3 separate regions of the Homo sapiens genome follow, and regions 1 and 3 are each linked to region 2. A link is an interaction called in ENCODE POLR2A ChIA-PET data of the cell type or tissue named here. Cell type or tissue: MCF 10A. All regions are shown on one strand. Links, peaks and the distances in the headings refer to the core of each region. The heading gives the core; the rest is flanking DNA.

What was found. Peaks named below come from ENCODE experiments on the same cell type or tissue, not always from the same donor. Only the 100,000 strongest peaks of a DNase experiment are listed, where the experiment ranks them.
Region 1: POLR2A ChIA-PET joins it to region 2 with 10 read pairs; 4 of 35 experiments call an interaction of 5 or more read pairs at or near these places.
Region 3: POLR2A ChIA-PET joins it to region 2 with 10 read pairs; 7 of 35 experiments call an interaction of 5 or more read pairs at or near these places.

Annotation. Positions count from the first base shown.
Region 1 is chr12:50,540,810-50,547,502 of GRCh38, reverse strand. The region is part of intron 1 of DIP2B (disco interacting protein 2 homolog B); the gene reads right to left. Among named protein-coding and RNA genes, the nearest start is that of DIP2B, 39 kb to the right of the region's middle. In MCF 10A, for the core only: no CTCF peak of the experiment used is centred there; no DNase peak of the experiment used is centred there.
Region 2 is chr12:50,639,176-50,645,868 of GRCh38, reverse strand. It overlaps DIP2B (disco interacting protein 2 homolog B), which reads right to left. Exons shown (of 38, transcript NM_173602.3): 3 at 5,017-5,145. Among named protein-coding and RNA genes, the nearest start is that of ATF1, 120 kb to the left of the region's middle. RefSeq lists an enhancer at 5,138-5,187. In MCF 10A, for the core only: no CTCF peak of the experiment used is centred there; DNase peaks (open chromatin) are centred at 2,898 and 3,648.
Region 3 is chr12:50,533,295-50,539,987 of GRCh38, reverse strand. The region is part of intron 1 of DIP2B (disco interacting protein 2 homolog B); the gene reads right to left. Among named protein-coding and RNA genes, the nearest start is that of DIP2B, 32 kb to the right of the region's middle. In MCF 10A, for the core only: no CTCF peak of the experiment used is centred there; a DNase peak (open chromatin) is centred at 2,307.

The sequences.
Region 1 (6,693 bases), core at 1,395-6,394, 99 kb after region 2:
TTGTTTCCATCTTTTGTTCTTACAAATAATACTTCGATTAATATCTCTCTACATATGTTTTTACCATTCATCCTATTGAGGGACAGATTCCTAGACATATAATGTTGGGTGCCAGGTTACACAAAATTAACCCTGCTTTGAGTTACTGTTAAATTAGCTTCTAAAAAAAGATGGTATCAATGAATATTTCCACTAAGTATTTTTAAATTACTCTAGTGTTGTACAGTCATCATTCAATTACTTCCCAGAAATATTTCACTGTTTTAAGCCAAACTTTAATTTGTATTACCAACTGAATCAATAATCAATCATCAAAGTTAAACATACAAGTTTATTGCCTCTATATAAAGGGCCCCTGTCCAGTAGAAAACGAAATTCATTGTTTAGAAAGTGATGTTTTCACTGAAGCCAAGGAAAGAAAGGATTTCACCAAAGTTGGTGGTTAATAGTACCACGAAGGTCAAAAAAGAAGGGAGTAAAAATAAGGAGGTAAGGTGAACCGAACCTCCGAGTAAGCAGTTTCAGAAAAGTAGTAAATACAGCCAAATAGAGTGGTATATTTTTTAATTGTTTTGTATTATAGGTAATGTGTTTCTAAATTATTTATACATAAAACCAGTTATAACTTGACAAGAGATGTCTCATTTATTTTTCTTTCTTTACTGCCTCCTACATTGGCCCTGAAAAGTGAAACATGGGGCTGTGATAAGTTCATAATACGTTTTAAAAATATTCCTATTTAAGAACAGCCCACTCCCTCCTCGTCCCTCCTCTCCCATACAAAAAAAAGGGACAGAACTAACATTTACTGGGCACCTATTATCTATCTGCAAGGCAATCAGGAAATACTTTGCATGCATTAATGTATTTAATCCTAGCAAGAATGTGACCTCCTATTTTCCAGATAAGGACATTGAGAGGCCCAGAGAACAAAATAACTTGCCCAAAAATAAGTGCTAGAAAATCTACATTGGTCTGGTTCTTCACTCTGCTTCACTTACAGAAGGTAAATATGTGGAACATATGTCACCCCTGCAACAATTACTATTCAGTGACAGGACTTCTGAATCACTGATCTCAGGCATGGCCTCAGAATTCTTCACAACTCATGTAACAAACATTTACATGTACCCCCTGAACCTAAAATAAAAGTTGAAATTTTTTTAAAAAAGAATTTTTCACAACACGGAACTCCCACCAACAGGGGAGGAATAAGCATCTAAAACTATATGCTGTACCTGAAGTAAACCATGCCGCCTCTCACTTGATACTAGTTAACGATATTTCTGAACAGCAGGACCAACTTTTGCTATACTTATGCATATTTGCACATGTGTGCATATACAATAAGCTGTCTCCATCTTATGTGAAGAAGGAAGTACATCTGGTTGGCAGGGATTAGAATAAGATAATACAATCAGTGCAGAATGGAAACAAAGTTGACAGGCACTGCCACCTGCTATATTCAGTTGTACTCATTTCCACAGAAAGAACTGTAAAATGAAGAGAAGGAATTCTGCTTTTATTTCTACCATGCTATACACAAGTCCTCAATAAATCTTATTTTAGGCCGGGCACAGTGACTCACAGCTATAATCCCACACTTTGAGAGGCCGAGGCGGGTGGATCACTTGAGGTCAGGAGTTCAAGACCAGCTGGCCAACATGGTGAAACCCCGCCTCTACTAAAAATACAAAAAACTAGCTGGGCACGGTGGCACACGCCTGTAATCTCAGCTACTTGGGAGTCAGAGGCAGGAGAATCACTAGAACCCAGGAGGCAGAGGTTGCAGTGAGCCCAGATAGCGTTATGAAAAAAAAAAAAAAAAGTCTGCCTCCAAAAAATAAAAGTTACAGGTGTGAGTAACCATGCCTGGCCCAAAATGTTATCTTCAGCAGAGGAGCTCAAGACCAGCCTGGCCAACATGGCAAGACACTATCTGTAAAAAAATTTTTTTTAATTAGCCAGGCATGGTGGCACATGCCTGTAGTCCCAGCTACTCGGGAGGCTGGGGTGAGATGATCACTTGAGCTCAAGAAGTCAAGGCTGTAGTGAGCTGTGATGGCGCCACTGCACTCTAGGCTGGGTGACAGAACGGAGGGGAGGGGGAGGGAGGGGAGAGGAGGGGAGAGGAAGGAAAGGAAGAAAGAAAGAAGGAGGGAGGGAGGGAGGGATGAAGGGAGGAAGGGAGGAAGAGAGCAAGCAAGCAAGTATTGGTAAGTACAGGAAGAAATGGAACTCTCATACGTTGCCAAAAGGTCTGTAAATCGGTATAAACACTTTGGAAAACTGGTAATACCACTGAAGCTGAACATTCGCATACCCTAAGACCAAGCAATTCCACTACTAGTAATTTTATCTAAAATATGGGCACCACAAAACATATACAAAACATTCGCAAAAGCCAAAACTGGAAACAAACCAAATGCTCACCAACAATAGAATAAATGAATGTGGTACAGTCATACAAGCTGGTCTTGAACTCCTGGGCTCAAGTGATTCTCCCATCTTGGCCTCCCAAAGTGCTAGTATTACAGTCATAAGAAACCACACCTGGTACTACTCCAGCTTTTAAGAAAGTTATTCAGCCAGGCGCGGTGGCTCACGCCTGTAATCCCAGCACTTTGGGAGGCCAAGGCGGGCAGATCATGAGGTCAGGAGTTCGAGATCAGCCTGGCTAACACAGTGGAACCCCTTCTCTACTAAAAATACAAAAAATTAGCCGGGCGTGGTGGCACGCACCTGTAGTCCCAACTACTCAGGAGGCTGAGGCAGGAGAATTGCTTGAACCTGGGAAGTGGAGGTTGCAGTGAACTGAGATCACGCCATTGCACTCCAGCCTGGGTGACAGACTCCGTCTCAAAAAAAAAAAAAAAAAGAAAAAGAAAGTTATCTGAGGCCAGGTGCAGTGGCTCACGCCTGTAATCCCAGCACTTTGGGAGACCAAGACAGGTGAATCACAAGGTCAGGAGTTTGAGACCAGCCTGGCCAACATGGTGAAACCCCGTCTGTACTAAAAATACAAAAAATTAGCTGGGCGTAGTGGCAGGCACCTGCAATCCCAGCTATTTGGGTGGCTGACGCGGGAGAATCGCTTGAACCCAGGTGGCGGAGGTTGCAGTGAGCTGAGACCGTGCTACTGCACTCCAGCCCTAGTGACGGAATATCTGAATAGAAAAGTGACTGGAAGGGAATTTACTTAAATACCATTAGTGTTTACACTTGGGTGTTAGGATTAAGGAAATATTCATTTTCTTCTTTAATTTCCTTTTTTTTTTTTGAGATGGAGTCTCACTCTGTCACCAGGCTGGAGTGGCAGTGGCATGATCTCACTGCAATCTCTGCCTCCCAGGTTCAAGCGATTCCCCTGCCTCAGCCTCCTGAGCAACTGGGACTACAGGCGCGAACCACCACGCCTGGCTAATTTTTTGTATTTTAGTAGAGACGAGGTTTCACCATGTTGGCCAGGATGGTCTCGATGTCCTGACCTCGTGGTCTGCCAGCCTCCTCCTCCCAAAGCGCTGGAATTACAAGCGTGAGCCACCATGCCCAGCCTCCTTTTTTTTTTTTTTTTTTTTAAAGGCTGAGTCTCACTCTGTCGCCCAGACTGGAGTTCATTGGCACTACCTCAGCTCACTGCAACCTCTGCCTCCCAGGCTCAAGTGATTCTCCTGCCTCAGCCTCCTGAGTAGCTGGGACTACAGGCGTGTGCCACTATGCCCAGCTAATGTTTGTATTATTAGTAGAGACAGGGTTTCATCCACATTGGCCAGGCTGGTCTCGAACTCCTGGACTCAAGTGATCCTCCCACCTCAGCCTCCCAAAGTGCTGGGATTACAAGTGTGAGACACCATGACCGGCCCAACATGTGCTATTTTTATAATGAGGGAAAAGCTATTTTTGAAACATTAATAGGCTGAGAGCGGTGGCTCATGCTTGTAATCCCAGCACTTTGGGAGGCCGAGGCTGGCGGATCACCTGAGGTCAGGAGTTCGAGAACAGCCTGGCCAACATGACGAAACCCCTTCTCTACCAAAAATACAAAAATTAGCTGGCGTGATGGCGGGTGGCTGTAACCCCAGCTACTTGAGAGGCTGAGGCAGGAGAATTGCTTGAACCTGGGGAGCGGAAGTTGCGGTGAGCCAAGATTGCGCCACTGCACTCCAGCCTAGGTGACAGCGAGACTCTGTCTCAAAAATAAATAAAAAAGGGGGAAAAAAAAAAACTTTAACAGCTTGGCATAAGACATTGAAATTGTCTCTTAACCTTAATTAATTTACCCATGACTCTATCTTGGTGGAGGATGTATATGTAGCATTGACACCTCTGGGACAGGCACGGTGGCTCACGCCTATAATCCCATCACTTTGGGAAGCTGAGGTGAGTGAATCGCTTGAGCCCAGGAGTTTGAGACCAGCCTGGGCAACTTGGTGAAGCCCCATCTCTACAAAAAAAGACCAAAAAAAAATTAGCCAGGCATGGTGGCACACATCTGTAGTCCCAGCTACTTAGGAGGCTGAGGTGGGAGGATAGCTTGAGGTTGGGAAGCAGAGGGTGCAATGAGCCAAGACTGTGCCACTGCACTCCAGCCTGGGCAACACAATGAGACCTTGTCTAAGAAATAAAAAAGAAAAAGAAAAGAAACCTCTGAACAGAATAAACAACACAAGAAACAACTAGAAATTTGTTTTAGTTATTGTGTCATATTCTTTGGCCAAAATGAGAAACAGTTTAATCATAACGAGAAACAGTGTAATCATAAGTCTGATTAAAGCTTTGCAATTGTTCCAGCACCTGTTCAATTTTGCTGATGAACACACATATGACATACTAAAATCCAGACAGGATTTAACAAGTGAGATATATCAAACACAGGCCCTGTTGTTGTCAAGGTTTCTAGGTGTGGTTGCAGCTCAAGTATAATAAGATCATTTACATCTGAGTCAGTCACCCACTCTCCTGTCTGTGTCTCTCCCTCCACATCAGACATGGGCATGAACATAATACTCTATATAGCACAGGTCTGAGTAAAACTGAGATTTCAGGAGAGTGATGACTCAGGAATATCAAATCTTTTCCTTTTATGAGAGAAAATTAAGACAGGAAAAAACTATTACAGAAATATGCATCAACAAAGATGAAAAAAATTTTTGAATACATTTATAAATTCCAAGACAAATGCAGCCTTTTCCCATTCTCTTTATGAGATTTTGAGATTTTCTTTTTTCTTTTTTTTCTTTTTTTTTTTTTTTTTGAGACGGAGTCTCACTCTGTCACCCAGGCTGGAGTGCAGTGGCCCAAATCTCGACTCACTGCAAGCTCTGCCTCCCGGGTTCACGCCATTCTCCTGCCTCAGCCTCCCAAGTAGTATTTTTAGTAGAGATGGGGTTTCACTGTGTTAGCCAGGATGGTCTCCATCCCTGACCTCGTGATCCGCCCACCTCAGCCTCCCAAAGTGCTGGGATTACAGGCGTGAGCCACCGCGCCCGGTCTCTTTTTTTTTTTGAGACAGAGTCTCTGTCACCTAGGCTGGAGTGCAGTGGCGCAATTTCGGCTCACTGCAACCTCCACCTCCCGGGTTCAAGCAATTCTCGTGCCTCAGCCTCCCCAACAGCTGGGACTACAGGCATACGCCATCACGTCTGGCTAATTTTTGTATTTTTAGTGTAGACTGGGTTTTGCCATGTTTGCCAGACTGGTCTCCAATTCCCGGCCTCAAGTGATCCACCCACCTCGGCCTCCCAAAGTGCTGGGATTACAGGCATGAGCCACTGCATCCAGCCTCTTTATGATATTTTCTAGTTTGTCTTAATAGTGTGTGTGTTACTTTCTTTCATATACTATGGGTTAGCAGAAGAAATTAGATTCCAGACAGTTCCAAATCTAGAAAGGTGTCAGACATCTGGCAATCATATATATCCCCAAGTTCACAGAATTTTGGAGGAAATCTAGTCTAAAATTCAAGGGAATATGAAGAGCTACAGTAAGCCACAATACAGGATTAAACATTTTCTATCTCTGTTTCTCTTAGTCTATCTTTCTCTGTTCTCCCAACAGAAGTTGATGGTGACTATGGATTTAAAAAAAAAAAAAAAAAAAGAATGTTCTTTGTCCTTGGATTCCAAAAGTTTTTGATAGGTCTCCTTTATCCTATGTAATGCTGACAAAGGAAATTTGAGTGACTGATATTAGATAAAAAATAAATAAATAAAAGAAGCTTAAAAAGTTACAAACTTCACAGAAACACTACAATTCAAGACTGGAAGAACTTACAAATAGGCTTATTTGATACATATGGCCTTGTCAATGATTCTACAAAATCATTAAGCTTCCAAAAATTGTAATTAACACATGCAAGTTACACTGATTCTTTCTACATTTATTAATGCAAATCTCTCATGTGACCCTTAGCTTTTTCTATATTCTCCAAAGGAAAAGAGTGTTAATGTAAGTTGATTTTTTTAAATTCTAGAATATAAAACTAAGTGCATTGAAGAAACTATGGAAAACACAAAGACGTCTATAAAAGAATTTTTTAATCATAATGTCCTATCCAGAGATTCTGCGCTACCTCATTTGAGACTGCTATATAGGCATCTTAAAATCTATGACTAAAGATGTAAATATATTTTTAATATGAATAACTATATAAAAATGTTCATAGCTGGCTGGGCGCGGTGGCTCACGCCTGTA
Region 2 (6,693 bases), core at 508-5,507:
CTATAACATAATAATGCTATAAATATTACAATTATAAACATATTATTTATAAAAATCAGATTATATGCTACATACTGTCTTGCCTTTATTATTTAAAAAGTATATTTTGGGCTGGACACAATGGTTCACCACTGTAATCCCAGCACTTGGGGGAGGCCAAGGCGGGAGGATTGCTTAAAACCAGGAGTTCGACACCAGCGTGGGCAACAAAGTGAGATCCCATCTCTACAAAAAATAAAATAAGTTAACCTGGCACAGTAGCATGTGCCTGTACTTCCAACTACTTAAGAGGCTGAGGCAGGAAGATTGCTTGAACCCAGGAGTTAGAAGCTGCACTGAGCCATGATTGTGCCACTGTACTCCAGCCTGAGTGACAGAGTGAGACCCTGTCTCAAAAAAAAAAAAAAAAGGATTTTGTACATCCTTCCATATTTGCACAAATACATCTACCTCATTTTAACGTTCATAAAATTCTACTGTGTGAACATTCTATGACTTATTTAACCATTGTATTATACACAATACTACAACAAACATCTTTGTATATGTATGTATATATCTTTGTGCACACGACTGTTTATATAAAATGAATTCCTAGAAGTAGAATTTCTGGATAAAGAACATGACTATTTAAAATTTTAATGATATTGCCAAACTGTTGGGCTATTACTTTTAAGACATTACCAACTTATTTTTAGCTCTGAAATGAAATAATTTTATACTGCATTTATACTGATTATACAATTGTAGTGTCCTTGGAATTTACTTAGTTGAATCACGATTGCATATTTAATTGAATCTATGGTGTCATCTTGTATAAAACATTCTGATTTTAGGTATGTTAAAAATGAGAAAAATGTCCTCCTTATATTAGAAGGAAAAATGATTCCTAGCTGTCTTAAAAAATGATTAATCACTTCTACTGAGAAAGTAACAGACAACAGCAAATCAAATTCTTACATTTATTAATTAAAAAGAGTACATTTCCAAAAGCATTTTTATATATGATATGAAATATGTAATGGCAAACTGGACAAAGCTAGGGAATTACACACATTAAGAAAGCTTTAGAAGGCCTGTAACATTTGGATAATTAGTAATTACAGAGCATGTTTTTCCCTGTCACAGGCATTCACAGCAACAGATTACAAAACGAATCAAGCCACCCAACTATTTTCTAACATGATAAACCTTGACCCATACACCAGTGTCAAAAAGAGATGTTCAGTTATCTATTAGAAAAGACTCTTATTGATAAGAACAGGCAGCTCTCTTAACTGAATTTGACTCACTGAACACCACACAATTCATCTTGATCTTTGATAAAGAAGTCACTTCTGGAGTTCAGTCCCCAGACACAAGTGACTTTGGACATCTCTCCCAGAAGCATGTGGAAGCTGGGTATCATTTTCCAGTATTCATGTTTGAGCTGAATAAGGTAATACGAATACTCCCTTAATGTCCTGTTTTATTTTTGTTGTTTTGTTTGAGGTACCTAACTTCTCAAGAGATTAACATCAAGGGAGTCAGAATGACTTACAATAAGATCACTTTCCATCTCAGGCATTAATTTGTGTTTTCTACATTTGAGACCATACTATGTGTGTGCAGGGAGGTGAATCATGCCTGGATGTGCAGGAAAAAGAAATATACTAATAAGGTAGTATACTTGAAATTAAGCTCCCTCTTGGCTAAAGCACAAAGAATGGAATCAGGTCAGATAATCTAAACTCTGAATAAAGGTAAGTTCTTTATACTGTGTCTGAAATGTGAACACTAAGTCTATTTAGATTTGATTATGATTGGTTGAAATGTTATAGGTGTTAATAAGCCTCCATCAAATAAGAAAGTGTTTTATAATTACACTTACCAGCATTAATATAAAATCCTTCTTACATAGCCATCACTTTATTCTGAATTCTAGCAACTTTTATTAAATATACCCTAAATTCTTCAGCTATTTTTGCACATGACATGTAAATGTAACCCTTTCTATGACTGGCGTAGCAAACAGATATAAGGTCAGCTCCCATCAACCTCCACTACTTATCTGCTCCACCTCTGCAGGGGCTGCGGGTCTCTTCTCAAGCAATCCTCCTGCCTCGGCCTCCCTGAGTGCTGAGATTACAGGCATGAGCCACCCCTGCTGATTTCTTCTTATTCGGAGAAGCCAGAATTCTCAGAGACTCAATTTCTTTCACATCCTGAGCTTTCTTTCGTTATTTAGTTGAGCAATTCCTAATATACTGAAAAATTTGATTTTCACCCAAAGTCTATGCTTGCATCCTCTTTTTATGTTCCCCTCCTGATAGGATTGCAGGACCCTCATAGCTTTCAATATCTTCAGGGTTTTTAAATCACTTTTTCTCCCCTACTTCACCTCGTTCTGGCCTACTTTTTGCTACTATCCTTTAAAACACACACACACACACACACACACACACACACACACACACACACACAGAAAAACTCCCAGTGAGATTAACATACAATTGTTACAAACTCTCTAGTATACCTGCACCTAACCAACAATCTCCACAGTCAGCTGACTAGTATCTGATCCACAGCATACGCTTTCTAATACTTGGGATAATCAAAAAGCAATGGTGCAAAACAGCAGGGACTACAGATCACAGCTGGGTTTTAACAGGTGAAGCTCAAAATTTTATAGTACTAAATGAGCTCACAAAAAACTTTTTTACATTTGATTGGCTTGGATATAGAATATTGAAAATCACCTTTTTGGATCCTTAATAATCCTTTATTACATGCTATAAAAACAAAGAAAAAGGAAGGTTAAAAAAACAAAACGCACACACACACTCACACACACACACACACAGAAACTCCCAGAAGGCCAGGGATGAAAGCTGTGACGGCTAAAAACCCTTCTGGACAGGTTGGAACATGCTGCTGCTGAACCTGGGCTCCAGCCTGAAAAGGCAACACTAGGTGGCTGGAAAATGAGGCTCAGGTGATTGGCAACAAAGGGGTGCACCTGAATGCTTTGCTACTTCCAGCCCTCCCTTTCTCTGATCCATTCCTTAACTAGTAACCACGATGTGTTGTTGTTTTTTTTTGAGACAGAGTCTCGCTCAGTCGCCCAGGCTGGAGTGCAGTGGCACGATCTCGGCTCACTGCAAGCTCTGCCTCCCAGGTTCACGCCATTCTCCTGCCTCAGCCTCCCGAGGAGCTGGGACTACAGGCGCCTGCCACCACATCCAGCTAAATTTTTTTGTATTTTTAATAGAGATGGGGTTTCACTGTGTTAGCCAGGATGGTCTCGAACTCCTGACCTCAAGTGATCCACCTACCTTGGCCTCCCAAAGTGCTAGGATTACAGGTGTGAGCCACCACCCTGGCCTACTAGTAAATACTTCTATTCCCTTCTTTCTGCAAAATATCTGTTTAGCTCTTATATATGGAAGGCCCTGTGCCAGGCACTGCAGTCTACAGCTGGAGTGAGCTACTGGAACAAATACAAATCTGATGATGTTACTGCTCTGCTGAAAATCCTTCAGTGACATTCAAGATCCCACAAGATCTGGTCTCTGGTAATCTTTCTAGCCTCATCTCCCACCTCTTTCTGACCCTTGCATTCTAAGTTCTGAACACTATTTCCCTGGCTAACTCTTGTTTGTCTGCCATGACTCAGCTTGGATGTCTTTGTTCTCTGAGCAAGCCTCTCCTATCACTCAAGACCAGTTTAGGTATAAAATTACAACCTCTATTTTTTTTTTCCCGACTGAACATTTCTCATCCTTTTCTCCTTCTGTGTGTGAAAATATGTATCTAGTAAAATCAGCTCACAAAATAGCTGATGTAGCTCTTCAACTGTGTCCTTTTCTCATTTTCTCTAAAGCAGTTTTTGAGAGGATGTGATATAGACTGTGTTTTTCAGTTCAAGAAAATGTTAAGGCAACCTTGGTCAGTACAAAGAAGACAAAAATCTGAAGAAAATAAATAATATCCCCATTAGTCTTTTTGCTTAATTCTGCCACTTCTTAAAACAAGAAATGTGCTGCAGAGACTACTCTTGGTGCAGCGGACAGGAAGTGGGCATGGGAAGGGCCTGCTGCACCACACGTGCTCTAGGGATCTACCAGTCGTTCCTCTGCTTATCAAAGCCACACACCTGGTACTGGCCGCCAGGTGGTCCCAAGCACAGTACAAGCAGGAGCATGCTCCCGCTGCCATGCAGGCACACCTTGCTCCTTCCCTTCCTGTGGGTACTTCTTGGGTTAGAAGAAATAACTAATTTGAAATTTCATTGTGAGTTTTCTTTCAGCTCCATCAATTAAGAGAGACTAGTTATGCAACAACTCTGGCAAACACAGAAGGGCCTGCCTCTTCCAATAGAATCCACTGAGGTCTCCTAGTACCACCCACAAGACCCAACCCTTCACTTTCTTATTTACTTATTTATTCACATGGCCTTTGTGCTTGTATGCTTGTCTGGTTCTCTTCTTAAACTGTTACATTCCTTAAGGGCAGAAACAGTCTTTATTTTTTTTGAGATGCAGTCTCACTGTTGCCCAGGCTGGAGTGCAGTGGTGGGATCTCAGCTCACTGCAACCTCCACCTCCCAGGTTCAAGTGATTCTCCTGTCTCAGCCTCCTGAGTAGCTGGGATTACAGGTGCCCACCACCATGCCCAGCTAATTTTTGTATTTTTAGTACAGACGAGGTTTCACCATGTTGGCCTGGCTGGTCTCAAACTCCTGACCTCAAGTGATCTGCCCGCCTCAGCCTCCCAAAGTGCTGGGGTTACAGGCGTGAGCCACATCGCCCAGCCGGAAACAGTCTTATGTGCTGTTCCATTTCCAGCAAATTATTGAGTACCTACTATACCTGATACATAGTAGGGTACAAAATAAATGATTGGTGAATGAGTTAATATAAAACTGTTGGTGCCTCATAGGGAAAAAAAAGACAAGTATTAGAAGCTCTCAGGATACACAGTTCATACTACTGTTAGGAAAACGATTCAGCTGGCCATTCTGCAGCTTCTCCTCACCTGATCGATATCGTTCATCCCTGGCTCCCCCAGATCGAGTTCGGTGGTACTTAGAGGGAGCAGAAGTTTGAGCTGCAGATGGAGCAGGTGTCTGGTTTCTAAGTTCTTTCTGTACTGCTGAATCAGTTTCTAAAAAAGGAAGTTTAAAAGATGGTTATCCAGTAACAGTAATAGCTAACATTTTCTAAAGCACTTTAAGCATTCTCACAATACTCTGAGCTAGGTACTATTACCCCATCTACAGTAAAGGGTTAGAGTTTCAATATAAATACATAAATATGATGCAAAGACATCCAAACTAAAAAATATCATCTTAGAGCCTTAAATGTCAACAGGTTGATAGGAGAGGAATAGCAAGAAGACAAATGTAAATTAAAAGGCCATTCCAGAGACTCCAAGGAGAGGCAGTACTGATGGGGAGTTGACTGCATATGATCCCCAATCCTAAACAGTGAGACAACGAATAGCTTGGGGAGCCTTAGCTACCATACCGTCAGTCACTCCAGATAAACATAATACAAGCAAAAACAGGGTGATTATGCAGCACAGCTTCAAGTCAAGTCTATTAGCCCCTCTTCCAACTGGACTCATCACTGACCCTACCCTGTCCCCATACTCTCCCCTCCCAAAATGTACTGTCTTATCAAGAATATGGGGATGGGGTAAATAAACAGAAAAACACTAAGTTCTGATGTTTTCCTGCCTTTTTATCTCAAATGATTAATTCCAAATCTGTTTCTTAAAAAAAATTACAATAAAAAAACTTAACGAGATGTACGTTAACAAAATTTTGAGTGTAAAATACAGTAGTATTAATATCTTATTAGTATTAATAAGGCACGATGTTATAAAGCAGAACTTACTAATCTTGCATAACTGAAACTTTATACCTGCAGAACAGCAATGCCTCATTTCCTGCTCCCTATATGCCCTGGCAACCACCATTCTACTCTCTGCTTTTATGAGCTTGACTCTCTTAGATGTCCCATATAAGTGGAATCATGCAGTATTTGTTCTTCTGTGACTGCTTTATTTTCCTCAGCATAATGTCCTCCAGGTTCATCCATGTTGTCACATATTGCAGGATTTCCTTAAGGCTTAAGTTTCTGAAATAGCACCCGGTTATGCCCAGCAAGGCAGCTTACACATAGCAAATTAAATGCCTAATATATTAAGATGTCACCTACACAGCAAATGTACTGCTCCAGATCCCAGCTGAGAATCAGCCTATAAAGCAAAAAAATTAAGGAAAAAAAAAAAAGACTCAAAGCAGCGGTCTGGGGAGTACAAGCAACAGTGCCACACAGCCCAGTAAAGACTGATAGCATCAGAGTATTACAGGAACTGAGATTCATAATGACAATGTTATATCATTTAAAAAGAAAAAAAAAAGCAGGTAGCATGCTGGAAAGGCCATGTGTTGAGGCTCTAGTCAATAGTTCCGGCTGAGCCCAGCCATCCACCTGCCCTGTCAAGGCATCAAACATGTGAATGAGCCATCTTGGACTGTCCAGAGCAGCCCATCTACTAGGTGAGGGGGAAGACAACCACTGAATGACCTCAGTTGGCAACCATATAGAGCAAAATAATCACCAAAATTAGCCCTGCCCAAATTCACGCCTGTAGTCTCAGCTACTTGGGGAGGCTGAGGCAGGAGAATCACTTGAACCTGGAGGC
Region 3 (6,693 bases), core at 164-5,163, 110 kb after region 2:
TGGGATGCCATAGAAGCTGGGGGAATAAAGAACTACAGTAACTTGCATCAGCAAGAATGAATCTCATAATGCAGAAAAGACAAATCAGAAGAATTCATACAGCATGATTCCACTCATAGAAAATTCATAGAAAAGCTTGTAAAACTAAATAATATATTATTTAGGATTATACAAACTACAAAGCAAAACTAGAGAATTAACAAAATTCAGGATGACAGTTACATCTAAGGGTGAGAGAAAAGTAATAGAAGAGGCCCACGGGGCCTTCAGAGGTGTTTTAAGCTTTTAGTTCTCAAACTAGATCATGGATCTACCAGTGTTCAATCTATTATTCTTCTTTAATCTGTGGATACTTTTTTTTTTTTTTTTGAGACAGAGTATTTCACTCTTGTTGCCCAGGCTGGAGCGCAATGGCATGATCTTGGCTCACTGCAACCTCCGCCTCTCAGGCTCAAGCGATTCTCCTGCCTGTCTCCTGAGTAGCTGGGATTACAGGCGCCTGCCACTACGCTCAGCTAATTTTTGTATTTTTAGTAGAGACGGGGTTTCACCATGTTGGCCAGGCTGGTTTCAAACTCCTGACCTCAGGTGATCCACCCGCCTAGGTTTCTCAAAAGTGCTGGTATTACACCACACCCGGCCTGTGCATACACTTTATATATATTCTTTTGTATGTAATATTCCATAAGAGATAGTGCCACTGCACTCCAGCCTAGGCGACAGAGCAAGACTCTGTCAAAAAAAAAAAAAAGAAAAAAGAAAAGAGCGAGCTACCTAGAGCCAAACGGGATGAAAGAGAAAAGACACATGCCTAGACACATCCTAATGAAATTTCAGAACTCCAAAGACAAAAAGCAAACCCTAAAAGCTTCCGAAGTATTCAAGTGGGCTACATTCAAATGACAATCAAATGAGACAAAGACGTTTTTGAAAGGCAAGAACTTAAAGCTCAACACGCATGCATCCCATATTAAAAACAGTAACTATTCCAAGTTTTTAAAAAATACAAGAAAAATGACAATTTAAAGTATAAGAAACAACAGCAGTTGAGTAAGACCTAAAAGGAGCATAGAAAGCTGGAAAGAAATTGAAAGAGGATTCACTAGATCTTGATGATTGGGCCATTCTCTTTGAAGCAGTTTGGTAATAAAATACTATGTTTGCTTTTCCCAGTATTCAACAGCACCTCTAGATTCCAAAGTAAATAATATTTACTTAATAATATTGCAAAAACTGTATGTGTGGAATATGTTTAGGCTTAATTTGTACATACAGAGTGAAGACTAATTTTTGTTATACAAAAGAGAATATAAACATTATTTACTTTGATAACAGAAAAATAGTAATATTATTACAAAAAAAAACTCAGGAAGAAAAGAGTACAAGAAATGGGTAAATTTCTCATGGTTCACAGAAGGGGATCAAGAGACACTGTTGACTGCAACATATTACTGAAAGTTACACTATTAACTACAGGAACTACAAAACTGACTTTAGAAAGTAGCTACATTTTGGGAAGTGGGACTGGGCACGGAGGTGGGGTGGGGCTATTTTCCATTTCATACTTCTGTGTCCACTCCAAATTCATGCTGACTATCGGCAATGCTTTCAGTGTTTCATTAATTCCTCTCACACTCCCCGATGGCTGATGCACTTGTTCTCTTCACATTTCTCAAACCCTTAAGCTTTCACCTTTCTGAACCTTTTCCCTTTATCCCCACACCAACCTCCCTCTGAGGTGGAATTTTTCACTCATCCTCTTCTTCTTATTAGAGAAGGAGAGAACAGCAGCCCTGCCCTCCTGTTCTCAAGCAGCTCACCTCTTCCACACATCCAGAGATCTAACCTATGCCCAGCTCTCCCACACCAACACAAGCTTTTCTTTCCTCTGTCTCTTTCCCTTAGCCCTATGAAGACTCCTCGGTATCTATTAAGAAGTAATAGTAAAGTAAAATAAATAAGTACTCTTTTGAATCCATCCTTGTTCTTTATTCCTTTTTCCCAACTTCAAAATAAGAAGCCTGCGCTCACCATTTCTATGTCCTCATTCCCGTTTTCAATCTAGCCTCTGATTCTGCCACAGGACTGTAACTGACAAATCCAGTCCTTTGTATTCTCTCACTGAATTATCCTAAGCTCTCCATAGGTTTAACATTACTATTTGTCTCCACAGAAGCACCACACCACCCACCCCAGTCCACCTCCTACTTCTGTGACTGATCACCCCTGTCATTTTGGATGACTCTTCTTTCTCCTCTAGCTTCCTAAACAGAGGCATTCCTCATTAGCTTCATTTTTTACTTTCCTTTTCAAAGATCTGATTCACCTGATGAATCACATGAAGATGATGCCCAAATCCTTCAACAGCTCCAGGATATAATTCACCACTTCTAACTGCCTATTGAACAGCCACTCGAATGTCCTCCCAATGCCATTTGTTGACTGGGATGGTCTTCCCACATTGTCATAGACTCCAACATGTCCAAAATTAAACTCTTCACCCCAAACCGGCAACTCAGATGTTTGTATATATAACACACTATCACTCGCCTGGTCACTCAAACTCAAAATCTGGGCCATTTTTTACTCAATCCCTACCTATTCCCTCACATCCTACCGATTTCCTTCCCTCAATGTTTCACAACAGGTAAGGTAAAAATGAATAAGACATGGTTTCTAGCCTCTGGGAAGAATAGAGAAGTGTAAACAAACAATTATAAAGCAATCTGGCAGGTGCAGTGGCTCTAGCCTATAATCCCAGCACTTTGGGAGGCCAAGGCAGGTGGATCGCTTGAGCTCAGGAATTCAAGACCAGCCTGGGAAACAAAGTGAGACCCTGTCTCTACAAAAAAAAAAAAAAAAAAAAAAAAAAATTAGAGAATAATAAACAAGCAATCTGGTAAGTGTGACCAAAAAAATTAAAAAAAAAAAAGCACAGGATAATGAGTTTGGGGGTAGGGGAGAAAGGAGATTAGGAGAAGGATTCAACAGGCTACAAGGTGTCAGAGTCAGAACTAAAGTCCTGTCCCCTAATCCTCACTAGGCCAAAACAACAGCACACACTCTGAATAATTAAGCATATGCCTTGCATTAAGACAGTTCAACATTAAAAAAAAAAAATACAATTATTGTGGCTCACACCTGTAATCCCAGCACTTTGGGAGGCCGAGGCAGGCAGATCACTTGAGGTCAGGAGTTCGAGACCAGCCTGGTCAACTTGGAGAAACACCGTCTCTACCAAAAAATACAAAAATTAGCTGGGCATGGTGGCATGCAACTGTAGTCCCAGCTACTCGAGAGGCTGAGGTGGGAGAATCGCTTGAACCCAGAAGAGGGAGGTTGCAGTGAGCCAAGACCACGCCACTGCACTCCAGCCAGGGTGACAAAGTGAGACCCTGTCTCAAAAAAAAAAACAAAACACAATTATTATTTGTCAATAAAATTTTAAAAAGAATATTCAACATGTAACTTTTGACTGAGTATAAATTAGGGAATGATGGTTCTCACTATACATGAATTGATTTTTTCTTCTTTCTTAAAGACATAGGGTCTCATTCTGTTGCCCAGGCTGTGGCATGATCATAGCTCACTGCTATGATCACTGCAGCCTTCCCTCCTGGGCTCAAGCAATCCTCCTGAGTAGCTTGGACTACAGGCTCACGCCACCATGCAGCCTGGCGTATGTATGTATGTATGTATGTATGTATGTATGTATGCACGTATTTAGTAGAAATAAGGTCTCACTTTGTTGCCTGGGATGGTCTCAAATTCCTGGGCTCTATACCCAAAGGACTATAAATCATGCTGCTATAAAGACACATGCACACGTATGTTTATCGCGGCACTATTCACAATAGCAAAGACTTGGAACCAACCCAAATGTCCAACAATGATAGACTGGATTAAGAAAATGTGGCACATATACACCATGGAATACTATGCAGCCATAAAAAATGATGAGTTCATGTCCTTTGTAGGGACATGGATGAAATTGGAAATCATCATTCTCAGTAAACTATCGCAAGAACAAAAAACCAAACACCCCATATTCTCACTCATAGGTGGGAAATGAACAATGAGAACACATGGACACAGGAAGGGGAACATCACACTCTGGGGACTGTTGTGGGGTGGGGGGAGGGGGGAGGCATAGCTTTAGGAGATATACCTAATGCTAAGTGACGAGTTAATGGGTGCAGCACACTAGCGTGGCACATGTATAGATATGTAACTAACCTGCACATTGTGCACATGTACCCTAAAACTTAAAGTATAATAATAATAAAATAAAATTTAAAAAAAAAAATTCCTGGGCTCGGCCAGACGTGGTGGTTCACATCTGTAATCCGAGCACTTTGGGAGACCGAGGCAGGAGGATCACTTGAGGTCAGGAGTTTGAGACCAGCCTGGCCAATATGGTGAAACGCCATCTCTACTAAAACAAAATACAAAAATTAGCCGGGCATGGTGGTGGGCGCCTGTGATGCCAGCTACTTGGCAGGCTGAGGGAGGAGAATTGCTTGAACCTGGCAGGCAGAGGTTACGGTAAGCCTCGATTGTGCCACTGCACTCCAGCCTGGGTGACAGCGAGACTCTGTTTCAAAAAAAAAAAAAAAAAATTTCCTGATTCCTGGGCTCAAGCAATCGTCCTGCCTTGGCCTCCCAAAGTGCTAGGATTACAGCTATAAGCTACCAGGCCTGGCCTGGATTTTCTTTAAAAAATAACTGCCCAGTTAATTTATTTTTTCTTCTTTTTGAGATAGGCTCACACTCTGTCTCACAGGCTGGAGTGCCGTGGCATAATCACTGCTCACTGCAGCCTTGACCTCCTGGGCTCAGGTGAGTCTCCCACCTTAGCATCCCGGGTAGCTGGGACTACAGGCATGCACCATCACACCCGGCTAATTTTTTAATATTGTTTTGTAGAGACAGGGCTTCACCATCTTGCCCAAGCTGGTCTCAAACTCCCGAGCTCAAATGACCCACCCACCTCAGCCTCCCAAAGTCCTGAGATTATAGAAGTGAGCTATCACGCCAGGCCCTGTTCCAGTGAATTTAAAATAGGATCTCCTTTTCATATACTTTGATAAACAGATCTAATCATAGGTCATCTCAGGAACTAAGAGCTAGGAAGAACTAGATTCTCTCATCTAGCCACTTCATCTCCCAAAGGATAGGAGAGGTTAAATGACTTGCCCAAGGTCACAAAGCTTATAAACAGAAGTGAAACCCAAACCCACAATCTTTTCCATGTTACCTCACTGTCTCTGACATTCTCCTAATCTCAGAATGCTGTCCAGTTGATTTCTCTAAAAACCAACTGAGGCCGGGCATGGTGGCTCACGCCTGTAATCCCAGCACTTTGGGAGGCCGAGGTGGGTGGATCAGCTGAGGTCAGGAGTTCAAGACCAGCCTGACCAACATGGCGAAACCCCATCTGTACAAAAATTAGCCGGGCGTGGTGGCTCATGCCTGTAATCCCAGCTACTCAGGAGGCTGAGGCAGAAGAATCACTTGAACCTGGGAGGTGGAGGTTGCAGTGAACCGAGATTGCGCTACTACACTCCAGTCTGGGCGACACAGTGAGACTCCGTCTCAAAAAAAAAAAAAAAAAAAAATGAAATGAGAATGTGTAAAAAGAGTCCAGTCATTGGGTTTCAAAAGTCTTGAAAGTGTTTTTTTAGACACACATACATAATATAAATTCCCAGAAAATAAGGATTTGGCTAAAACTTGGTTCTCCATGAAAATGAGAAATGAGTCCTCAGCCTGTTGATGCCAACTTGACCAGATGAATCTCTTGTCCCTGAGTTCCCCAAAATGCTGATAAAGTCATATTTTATTCCCCAGAATACATGCCTAATTGGAGTTCTAACTAGTTGACTAATGACTAAAAAATTTAGAATCATGGGGAATGAGTTAGAGTAAGGAGATGGCTTAGAAAAAAATGAATTCTAAGTATTGATGAATTCTAATTATGATAATACCAAGTTCCAACTATCATACCTCAAATCTCTGATTTCACCTTCTGTCACAGGGGGGAAAAAAGTTTCTCCCATCTCCAAAAAGTAACAGGTACTTTTTATAATATAAAGTTAGGCCCGGCTCAGTGGCTCACTCCTATAATCCCAGCACTTTGGGTGGCTGAAAGGCAGGCAGATCACTTGAGCCCAGGAGTTCAAGACCAGCCTAGGCAAAGTAGTGAGAATCTCTGTCTAAAAAAATTTAAAAATTAGCCAGCATGGTGCCCACTTGGGAGGCTGAGGCGGGAGGATTGCTTGAGCCCAAGAGGTAGAGGTTGCAGTGAGCTGTGATCACACCACGGCACTCCAGCCTAGGCAACAGAGCAAGATCCTGTCTCAAAAAAAAAAAAGGAAAAAAGTTGTCTTCCTTGATAGGGCAGTTAAAAAATGGTTAGAATCCACAACTTCCTGTAGGTGAAATCCCTTCTTACCCTTGGAATCTGCTCCCTTTCTGAAGGATCCTCTGCTCACTTTACAGAGAACACATGCAAACACACACAAAATGCAAAACAGCAACAGCCAAAACTCTAGTTCGACGCTACCCTCACCCTACACAACTTGTCAGGGGTTGACCTGCAGTAATGGCTGATAAGGCTGACAGCAAAAGAAAAACAATCATCTTGGTTGGGTTATTTAATTTCAACTGAAGACTAGAAGACTACAAGACTCA